3 separate regions of the Homo sapiens genome follow, and all the other regions are linked to region 1. Evidence: chromatin contacts called from ENCODE Hi-C or POLR2A ChIA-PET data. All regions are on one chromosome and are shown on one strand. The core of a region is the stretch at or near the end of the contact, and the rest is flanking DNA. Distances in the headings are between cores, read along the strand shown.

What was found. A loop is a pair of places that touch in the nucleus more often than their neighbours do. ChIA-PET counts read pairs that join two places held with the same protein, here RNA polymerase II (POLR2A). Pooled maps may share reads with other maps.
Region 2: a loop to region 1 is called in a pooled map, with 6 times the contacts of the local background. The contact joins the promoter of LMX1A here to the promoter of RXRG in region 1. A Hi-C loop is called at or near these places in 1 of 168 maps with a recorded cell type or tissue (gastrocnemius medialis) and 6 of 50 pooled maps. POLR2A ChIA-PET finds 5 or more read pairs at or near these places in 3 of 52 experiments (T-cell, activated CD4-positive, alpha-beta T cell and activated T-cell).
Region 3: a loop to region 1 is called in a pooled map, with 2.3 times the contacts of the local background. The contact joins the enhancer-like site here to the promoter of RXRG in region 1. A Hi-C loop is called at or near these places in 1 of 168 maps with a recorded cell type or tissue (gastrocnemius medialis) and 2 of 50 pooled maps.

The regions. Positions count from the first base shown.
Region 1 is chr1:165,443,077-165,446,641 of GRCh38, reverse strand. It overlaps RXRG (retinoid X receptor gamma), which reads left to right and starts at 1,516. Exons shown (of 10, transcript NM_006917.5): 1 at 1,516-1,797. The coding sequence starts at 1,749.
Region 2 is chr1:165,354,857-165,358,421 of GRCh38, reverse strand. LMX1A (LIM homeobox transcription factor 1 alpha) reads left to right here and starts at 1,707. Exons shown (of 9, transcript NM_177398.4): 1 at 1,707-2,067; 2 at 2,841-2,938. The coding sequence starts at 2,863.
Region 3 is chr1:165,374,454-165,378,018 of GRCh38, reverse strand. No RefSeq gene overlaps it. Among named protein-coding and RNA genes, the nearest start is that of LMX1A, 20 kb to the right of the region's middle. Within about 2 kb of position 1,663, at least 26 of the 41 ENCODE cell types and tissues checked have a DNase peak (open chromatin) inside an H3K27ac peak, as active enhancers do; they include gastrocnemius medialis, where a contact is called at or near this core.

The DNA.
Region 1 (3,565 bases), core at 267-2,766:
TGCTTTGATTCCCCATTTTGGCCTCCTCCTTTGTCATCATGACTTTGTTCCTGACTCTGGTCTTTTATTCTACGTTTTTGTTTTGGCTTCTCCTAGCATTTGAATCTTGATTTTTTACTCTGGGACCCTGATTTGACTTACCTCTCTGGCTCTCTATGTCTTATGCTGCATCAGGAGAAAATCTCTTATCTTTTTTCCAGCCCAACAGAGCTCAGCCCATGAAACGGACCTTCAATGGGTATGTTGACAGCACCCCATCACCGTGCCAACACATATACCATGAGGAAAAGGTTTGGACCATATCTGGAGTATTGCATCCAAGTCTGGCCAACCCCCTTCCTCACTGTGAGGGTATCTATGTAAACTGAAGTACATTATTAGAAAAAGGATAGGTTGGGAATAGACATGAACCCTTGGTGATACATAGAATTACTGAAAGAGCCAGAGATGCCTAGGGAAAGGGGGATTATGGGCACAGCAGATCAATCTCAGGATTTGCAGAGGATCCCACTGTGAAAGACTTTTTTGTCTTTCAGGCTTCTCTTGTGTGGCCCCTGGGAGCAGTCTAGCACCTGTGGGCAGAAGCTGTAGGGAAAAGGAGCAGATTTTATCTCTATAAGAAACTTTCTTGTGGTGAAAACTATCTAGAAATGGAATGAGAAAGTGGTGAGCTCCCCATTATTGGAGGTGTTCAAGTATAGGCTGAGCGGTGACTTGTCACGAAAACTGTATGACAGACCCAAACATCAACGGGGTGCTTAGATTCTTTGATCTCGGGTCAGTTCCACACAAGACAGGCTCTGTGTTAGTGAGGACCCAGTGGTGTTTTTGAACAGGCGGCAGGATAACAATGGTATATAAAATAAATGCAGAGAAAGACCTCCACATCAAGCCAACCCCTCCTCCCTACCTGTAAGTTTTCCACCTGAGTGAGCTCTGGCTCCAGCTGCACTTGTCAAACTCCCATTGTTAGAGCACAGATAAATGCTTCCGGCCACCCAAGCAGGAGAGGCCCACCTCAACTTAAGGGCTACTCTATTTTAGTTTTCCGTAGCTGGAGATTGAGTATCACGCTTTTCTAATCTTGTGCTTCTGAAAGGGCCCTGTTCTCTCTTGAACCCCACCCCCTCCTCCTTTCACAGATCAAATACCAAGTACATTGGACAGATAGAAGTTCGAATGAGAAAATGCATTTTAATAAAATCCCATTGATTTTTGTGGATGTAAGTCAAGGAACAGGCACCTAAAGAGTCTTCCATCCCCTGCCGTCTCCCGCCTCTCTCCTGACCTACACCGGGCGGTCATACATCGATTGGCTTCCTAGATAATAGATCGTGCCACCCGGTAGGGACCTCTGGGGACGCGCCGGGAGCTGGAAGAGTCGCACGCAGCAGCCCAACCCTGAGTTAATCAAACTAGCAACAGGATCTCAAGCAGCAGCGACGGCGGTGGCAAGAGTAGCGGTGACGGCGGCGGCGGCGGCGGCGGCAGCATTATGCGTGATTACTGACAGGCACCAGCTGCTGCCGCCACAGCCGTCTCAAACGCACTATGTGGACTCTCCGATCTAGAGGCAGATTCCTGACTAATCCCAGAGGGCTGGCCCAGCCTGTGCTCCCCGGGCTGCTAGGAAGCGATGACCACTCTTGTTAGCCCAAGTTGAAGAAAGCCGGGCTGTGCCTGGGAGCCGAGAGAGGCGGTAATATTTAGAAGCTGCACAGGAGAGGAACATGAACTGACGAGTAAACATGTATGGAAATTATTCTCACTTCATGAAGTTTCCCGCAGGCTATGGAGGTAAGTATCTCCCTTGGGCTTCACTGCGTGGACCTGTATGAGAGACTGAGAAGAAATTGGGAAATACGAATGACTGGATTAGTATTGAATTAAAAGGAGAACATATATGTTTATATGCATATATAGTGTGTATATAGCGTTTCAGCGTGTGTGTGCACGCGTGCATGAGAGAGGAGAGGAGGAAAGAATGGTCTGTAGGTGAGGATACGTTTGCATATCAGAATGAGGATACGGGGATATTCTAAGGAGAGAGTAAACCAACATGCTTGAGAATGTGTCTGAGACAAAGATAGAATAAGAGCATTGTTATAACCCAGTGTGTTTGTGCGGGTGTGAAAAGTGGAAGAGTTAACGGGGAATTACTATGATGTTCCTATTAGCCAACTTGTAATGAGAAAAAATGTGATTAAAAAGGTTTTGCCTATCTTGAGGGTTCCTGGGATACTTTGTAACAAGGGCATGATTGTTTTACTCAAAAGCAGATTTCCCTTTAATTGGATTTTTAAAAAGAAAACATAGTGCTTTAATTTGCTACTGTGTTTTCCTTCCCCTGTTTTCTTTCCTTTGATTTGCTAATAGCCTCTTCTCTCCTCCCCTGCTGCTGCCCCCAATTCTACTGCAAGAGTTGCTGCAATCACTTCCACTCTGGGGGTAGAGATCTGGGGATGGGGGGTTGGGGCTCTTAGAGAATTGGCAAACTGAAGATTCAAGTCACCGTGCCAGGCAGGGCAGCCCAGTCACACTTCACAGAAGCTTCCGGAGACTAGGTCCTCAGGCTGCCTTAACGCCCAAGCACATCCGTCCCAAGGATCCCTTGATTTAGTGACAGAAACAGTACAGCCGCCCAGCTCTGAGTAAATGGAAGCAACAGCTGACCAACTGGCCTGTCGCTTGTCAGTTGGAGGCATGCAGCTTATGTTGCTGGGAGCCAAAGAAAGATTCTGGCAGGCAAGACAGCAGAAATTCTTATAAGGTTTTGAAAATTGAAAAGTCCCTGCTCTCCAGACTTCCTCCGTGGACCAATTCATCTGAAGGCTTGGGACTAAAGCTTGCCTAACTTGGCTGGGCAGAACCCCCTGGGAGGCATGGTGACACACTGCAAGGTAGAAGTGATCTCTGTCACCAGGAGGTGTTAGACCTGGGAGTTTGCACATTCATTCAGGGTAGTTTTTATGAGGCAGGCATGGTGTTGGGCACTGGGAATACAAATATGAATGAGACACAGTCTCTGCCCTTTGGGACTGGGGCAGGCTTGTTACACAGGCACATTATAATACTGCATGATGTGTGTAATAGCAAACGTAGGTTGTACTTGGACTTGGGGTGAGGGCCATGGAAATGTTCCCGAGGTGATGTTCAAGTTCTTTGGGCCAGTCTGATGACAGAGTGAGAGCGGTGGCCAATGCTGTGACCTGGGCATTTGATCTCTAGTCTATGGTTGGGCTCCAGATGTGAAAAGCCTCCTCAATTCCCACCTCAGTCCCATTCAGAGCTGAGAATTGCTTTTTCCTTTACATCTTAGTTCATTTGTAAGAGGTGCATGCTCATTTTCAGCCAGATTCGTGGGCCCCCCAAGGTCTGTGAGACTGTGGCTTCATTAATGCCAAAGAGACCCTTGGAGACAGTTGGGGTGAATAAAAGGGTTGAAGCTAGAAGGATTTAGGGAGAGAACTAAAGTAAGAGCCAGAGAAAGAAGATCTAGTTAAAATTCCATGGGGGCTGGAATCTTGGAATGTTAGCATCCTAAGGACCTGAAACAGCATCTTAG
Region 2 (3,565 bases), core at 458-2,957, 88 kb after region 1:
TACCACTAGTTAAAATGTATTTCATATATTTCATATAAGACCTTTAGTGAAACCAAAATTCTGCCGGGTATTTACATAAAAACATTCCTTATGGTTGTATCTGCCCTATTCCATTTTTTTCTTGCTTAACTTCTATTTCACATATTATCCTAATAATACTTGTAGTTTGTATTTTTTTACACCCTGCTCTACCTGGGGTGACAGAAAGGACAGAGGTCAGGTGTTAGGAGACATGCCACTAGCCATCTGGGCAACATCAGGGAAATCTCCCAGCCGTGCTAAGCTCCAAAGATTCATCTGAAACAAAAGATAAAACTGTTCTGCCTACCTCACAGGTTTGCTGTAAAGATCAAGCAAAATCATGTATGTGAAAATGCCTGTAAAGCAGCATTCGAATATAACGTATTAGCCTCTTTGCCATTTCCCCTCTTTCTTCTGGAGTCATATTCAGTGTTTGGCTTGTGCCTGCTGGCAGAAAGCACTTAGAATGGCTTTTTTAGTGCTTAGTGGGGTCGCTGCTCCTAAGCACATTAGAGCAAGTTGCTGCCAGCACTTTTTCTTTAGGAATAAAGAAGTGGCTCTGTCTTTGGAGGAGGTAATAGAAAAACCCTGGCTATGTGGCATCTCCTCTGCCTGAGTTCACCATGTCAAACGGCCTGCCAATTTCATCTCAGTTCAGTTCAGTTTAGGAACTGAAGGTGCCCCAGAGAATCACACTGAATTGAACTGAACCTTCCCATGGTATTCAGATGATGGGACTCGGATTCCATGAATTCCCTTCCATTTCCCTCAACTGTAAGATTGGGACAACAATTGTCTCCACTTCATGGGGGTTGTTGTAAAGATTAAATGAGGTGACTGTGTAACAAAGCTGGCACAAAATAAACGATAAACGCTAGCCAGCATTGTAATTTATTTATTGAGCATCCACTTGGGGTCACACAACATGCTTACCTCCTGGGCTATACAGACGGATAAGGCCTTATTCCTGCTCTGGAGGGGGCTAAAGGTCTGTTATTGTAAATTAAAGTTAGGAGGTGCAGATAATTCACATTTCTCCCCAGATACTTTGTTCCCCTAACAATGTCCCTTTACCTGATTTCCTGTTGAGTGTCATTGCAAGTTCATCATCTGGGGGGCAGATCCCACCTAGTGTCTCCCAAGAGCATGATTCTTAGGCCGTGAGTCCCATGGCCTCTGTACGCCCCATGAGTGAATATGGTTCGACCTTAAAGGAAGTTGGAAACTGGCATGAGCCCTCGGGTGATGAGGGGTTTGAGGAGCTAGGAGCTGCTGGGCCCACATCTACTGGCGCTAAACAGCTTCTCAGCGCTTCCCGGGGCCCGGGTAAGGATTGCAGCGCTTTTATAGCAGCAGTTGGAGAGCGGCGGGGGAATCCTCGTGGCGGCACCGCTGTCCAGGAGGCGCCGACATCTCCGCAAAGGCCCAGTCGGGGTGAGGGGCACTGGGGGGCGACCGGGCCAGAGCGCCCCGAGGTAACAGTTACACGTGGAGGGGAGGAAACTTAGCGTGTCCGAGAGCTCCCAGAGGCGGAGGGGCTCAGAGGGCAGCGGCCGTGTGGTGGCCGCGCAGCCAGGCTGGGAAAGGGAGCACCACGGCCCCGCCACGGGACGCGCTGCCAGCCCCCCGCCCAGCGCACCCCACCCCCTCTCCGCCGCCGCGCACGCAGCGCCGCGGCCCCTGTCAGAAGCTGCAGGATCCGCCCCGGCGAAGCAGGGCCGACTCGCACCCAGGACCCTGGGCCTCTGCCTTCCCTCCTAGCCTTGGAGAAGCAACTGGCCCTCTCCTCCCGCTGAGGAGCGACGCGGGCTGGTAGGACGTCCCGGGAAGGCCGGCAGCTCGCGACCACGTCCCGGCCCAGCCTGGGCGCGCCGAGGAGCAGAGCCAGCGGCCGGCGTTCGCTCCGGCTCCCTCCCCGGCGCTCCGAAGCCGAGGGCGGCTCCTCCGGCTGCAGTCTCGGGGGCGACGCCTTCCCGGGCAGAAGCTTCCAGCAGCGCTCCGCAACTTCTCTCTGCTCCAGTCACTGGGAGAGAGCTCGCCTACCAGGTAAGTAAGGCTGCCCGTGCCTAGGCTGTGGCTCGGGCGGGCGTGTTTCTGAAAGTTGACTTGAAATGCATCCAAGAGTGAGCCGGGCCAGCCGGGGCTCCTCCCCGAGGCGACTCTTTTGCTTCTGCAGACATTCCCGGCACTGGCCGACTGGCGGGAGGACCTCCCCGCGCGCCCCGCACACCGGCTCCTGCGCGCACCCCAACAGAGCGCAGCGCCAGGAGTCCAGAAGCGGGCGGGACGCCCTCCGGGTCCCTTACAGTGCCCCTTCTCGACCTGGGGCAGGTGAGGGCCGCAACGGGGCGGCTGGGACGCGGGATTGCAAACCCCATCGTCCCGCGTGCCTGGACCCGGTCGCTCGAGGGAGGGTACCCACTCTTTATATACCCAATATACCCCAGTAGCTGCGTTCCTGCAGAGACGTCCCGAGGGCCCACCTTCGTATAGGTTGGGGCGGAGTCGGATTCGGGATGGAAAACCTGGGGCAAGGGATGTAGGTGGGGGTGAGGGGGGCAGGAGAAGGAGAAACGCAGTTGGGGGGCGGAGGCCTAAGTACATAACGTGTTGACTTCAAGTGAAATCAGATCAGCCAGAGCAGTTCGCTGTGACTGATCTCTCCTCCCACCCTACATTCTCTTGGCTGGACCCTATCCTCCTGGCTGATTCTGGTCGCCCTGGACACTCCCTCAGTTCTTTCCCAGGAGTGCGGTGGCTGCTGGCGCCGAGTCCCAGCGGGCACGGACGTCAGACGCATCGTTTCTTCTCCTCTACAGGTCCTCCCGGCCCGGCCCGAACATGCTGGACGGCCTAAAGATGGAGGAGAACTTCCAAAGCGCGATCGACACCTCGGCCTCCTTCTCCTCGCTGCTGGGTGAGTGTTCAGGCCGTGCGTCCTGGGCGCACTCTCTTTCCGCTTGGCGCTGAGCTCTGGAGCCCCGCTCTCTGGGACCTGGTCCGCGATAGGGAAGCTAGCGCCCCTCTTCATACACTAAATTGAGCCCCATCACTATCTGTCCGTCAGTGCTTGTGGGTCGTCCCTACCCAAATAAATCCAACAAGCCGCCCCAGGCCTCACGCACTGGGCACCGAATTCCCCAAAGCCGCGAGGGGCGGGCGAGCTTGTTCGTAGGCGTCTGAGTGGCAAGTGATTAAAAATACCCAGGGCTGGATTTTTAATCTCGGAGCTGATCGACGTCTCATAAATGCCGCCCTCTTCTCGCGGCCTAGAGGCAATAGCATCCGAGACCCGAGGCCTGGAGCGCCCAAGTTCGAGGAGGCTTCTCTCCCCCACCAACTCCAGCCCCAATTTCAGCCATGGGCAAGGCCGAGAGAGACTTTTCTGGGCCAGTAGGCAACGCAGCGCGGGGATTAGACCGCGCGGCTGGGCCCTAGGCTCCGCGTTAATTAACTGGAGCTGGATGTCGGGTCCTGTGGGTCCCCCCTCACAACTCCTTTGCAGCGACAGAGGAGGAGCAGCGAGTCAAGGACCCCGGAAGAG
Region 3 (3,565 bases), core at 414-2,913, 69 kb after region 1:
ACTAGTTCAACCATTGTGGAAGTCAGTGTGGTGATTCCTCAAGGATCTAGAACTAGAAATACCATTTGACCTAGCAATCCCATTACTTCATATATACCCAAAGGATTATAAATCATGCTGCTATAAAGACACATGCACACGTATGTTTATTGCAGCACTATTCACAATAGCAAAGACTTGGAACCAACCCAAATGTCCAACAACGATAGACTGGATTAAGAAAATGTGGCACATATACACCATGGAATACTATGCAGCCATAAAAAATGATGAGTTCATGTCCTTTGTAGGGACATGGATGAAGCTGGAAACCATCATTCTCAGCAAACTATCCCAAGGACAGAAAACCAAACACCACATGTTCTCACTCATAGGTGGGAATTGAACAATGAGAACACATGGACATAGGAAGGGGAACATCACACACCAGGGCCTGTTGTGGGGTGGGGGGAGGGAGGAGGGATAGCATTTGGAGATATAGCTAATGTTAAATGACCAGTTGCTGGGTGCAGCACACCAACATGGCACATGTATACATATGTAACTAACCTGCACGTTGTGCACATGTACCCTAAAACTGAAAGTATAATAAAAAAAAAGGAAGGAAGAAAACAGTTATCCTATAGCTATTTTGGTACATTTCATTTCAGTCTTTTATCTGTGCACGATCTGCTTATTAGTGTATTTTACATAGCTGTGCTCAGATTTAGATGTGAACTATGTTGTTTTAGTGACAAACTGGAGCCAGAAAATTTCCTTGTTTCTGTTCTCCTCACTTGACTGTAAAGTCGTTAAGGGCAGGATAATTTCTTTTGTTCGTTTTTGTATTTGCAGCCCATAGTTCAGTGCCTGGAACCTTGTAGATGCTCAATAAATACTTGCGGAATGACGAAGTGGTGGGGTAGGGGAGGGAGAGGCTATAAAGTTCTGCATAATCTGACCAGAAGTTTTGCACTGGAAGATTTTGGATAGAAGGCCGGTGAGACAGGGCAGGCAAGATGGGGGGCCTTCGGGGAGGGCCTTGATGCTCATAGTTAGAAACTGAGATCTGACATATGAGGCCGCTGGGACTCACTCTGGTCTTCCAAGTGGGGATGTTACATGATCAAAACCGTGGAACGGAAAGGCGATTCTGGCAGCTGTGCTGTGGATGGCTGGGTCGGGGAGCCGCAGAGGGGAGGGTGCTGAAGGCAGGGAGGTAGGGAGGCAGGGAGGTGGAGAGGCTGTCCTCGCTCGTTCCGGCCAACGGACGCTTGCACTAATCCCTGCCTGGAGAGGCTGGGCTTGGACCGGGGCTGCGAGTGCGCACAGCGAGAGAAAAGGGAAACTCGCAGCTCTGCTTCCAGGACCAGGCGGGGGCCAAGGGAGGCCAAGGAGGGAGCAGAGTCAAAGACAATGGGGGGCGGGGCTAAGAGCTTCTGAGGCCGCGGGTGCCAGCAGCCGGGAGAAACTGAAGTTAGACAGTCCCCTCCCCAATCCCCCATTTCTTTTGGCTTTTTGGTTGCCTGGGTGTACAGAGGAACAAATTTGTGGTGTGGAAGGATTCCAGGCCAGTCATCTATCATGCACAGTGAATACTCACTAGGCGCTCATCACACGCTCGGCGTCCTCACCCTCTCCAAGAGAGCTCTGGCGGCGGTCCAGGGGCTGCCCAAGGTGACTTGCCAGATTCTCCCTTGAACTTCGCTCTCTTCCTTGCTCTAGTCCCTGTTTTCTTTTAATTCAGAAAAAGCAACAACAAACCCTTCCCAGCCCCCTCCCTTCTCGGGCTGTTCCCTCCCTGCGGTTTGGCGGAGAAAGGGCCTCGGCAGTCCCTGAGAAGATTAGCTAACGCCGCGTGCTCGGGGAGAGCAGGAGCCGGCGGGGCTGGGCGCGGGGCGCCCCCGAGAGCTCTGCCCGGCTGAGCCCGCCCTCTGCGGGGGGCCCCTCCGCGCGTCCCCGGCCCAGGCAGCCTGCGGTTCGGGCAGAGCAGCGAGTTAGCCAGGCTCAGGGTCTTGGGCCGTGAAAGGTGAGAGACAGGCCCCACCCCACTTACTGGTCTGTTGTCCAACTCAAATGCGGAAACACTCATTTATTCAGTAGTTGTATTTAATGTTATTAATTGTTAGTATGCTCAAGCACGGCCTTTAAGGTAAATATAAGGAATCTAACTGGCGATCTTCTTCTTGTAATTCTGTGCTGCCTCACCCTGACAATGGTCTTGTATGCTCATGTCGTAAAATGTTTTATGATGGTGTTTTCCACCAATTATTTGTGCAGTATTATGAGCTTACAAAAAGAAAACGTTTTATGTTTTAAGAAGCAATGACATACACAACACGATTTTTAAAAAGCCTCCAAAATTAGAAATCCTTGCCTAAAATAGACTTATAAAATTTAGCTCATTATAGACATACAGGACAGATGAAAAATGAGGATATAATACCAAGTAATTGGGGATATAAGGCAAGGGGCTACAGGCAGAGCCACGTTTCAAGGACACCACGACCACTTTCTTTAAGGGCTTCCCTCGATGCCACTTTGGAATGATCGGAAAACACCAGGTTAGGTCTTACTTAGAGGAATTGTCCTGTGCTCCCACCACAACTGTGTCTACCTGGAAGCACCCATGGCACAGACCTGAAATTTCTGCTTTCCTTGGCCAAGGTTGCTGGCACTAAGCAATCTTGCACCCAGTGCATTGGTCAGCACCACTGGGGCCACAAAAAGTACCAGAGACCATTGATTACTGAAAGGCCCGGTGGGCGTGGCCAGTAATTAACAGTGGAGGTTGGGCGGCAGTGTGGAAGTCAGAGTGGTTTCATTTTATTTATTTACTTATTTTTGTGTGAAAGCAAGTTTATTAGGAAAGTAAAGGAATAAAGAATGTCTACCCCATAGACAGAGCAGCCCAGAATGGTTTTAGGTGGATGGGTCAAGAGGGTCTTTTACCTCAATGGTTGGCTTTCCTTGCTTCTTTCCCCAAAACACACAGGATGGCTGCAGGGTCCCATCAATTTCGTTAAGTACTATAAAGGTGAGATTTTTGCTAGTGCAATTGACTCGAAAGGAAACAAGCTCTAATTGTTGTCAAGCTTATCTTGAGATCGATTTGGGTGACTTCATTTTGGAAGGTGATTAACTTGTGAGAATTTTTTAAATATGTTTTTAATTCTCCTCCCAGAGGGCTAGTGGAAGTTACCCATGACGACTCTAAAAGCAGTTTAGGAAGTCTGTCAGATGATTTCAGCCCAGGGAATCAGCCTTAAAAGACCGAACATGAAACCTGCTGTCAGTAGTTCAAGTGACTGGGAAATCCACTGGGATTGAACTCCCAGTAGCTGGGTTTTCTCACCTGCAAAACCAAGACTACCGTGTCTGGCCTTCGTGCATCTCTCAGGGTAAAGAAAAATAGCAACTTATAAAATTTTCCACAGGGAGCTTAGTGAAGGGACCATGCCAAGTCTGAGGTCTGTGTGCTTGGGCCCTGCTGGTGACTGACAGCCAGAAAGGGGAGAGATGAGGCCACTCCTCCCTCCCAGGTGGACAAGTCTGGCGACAGACAGGCACAAAGCTGAATCGGGTG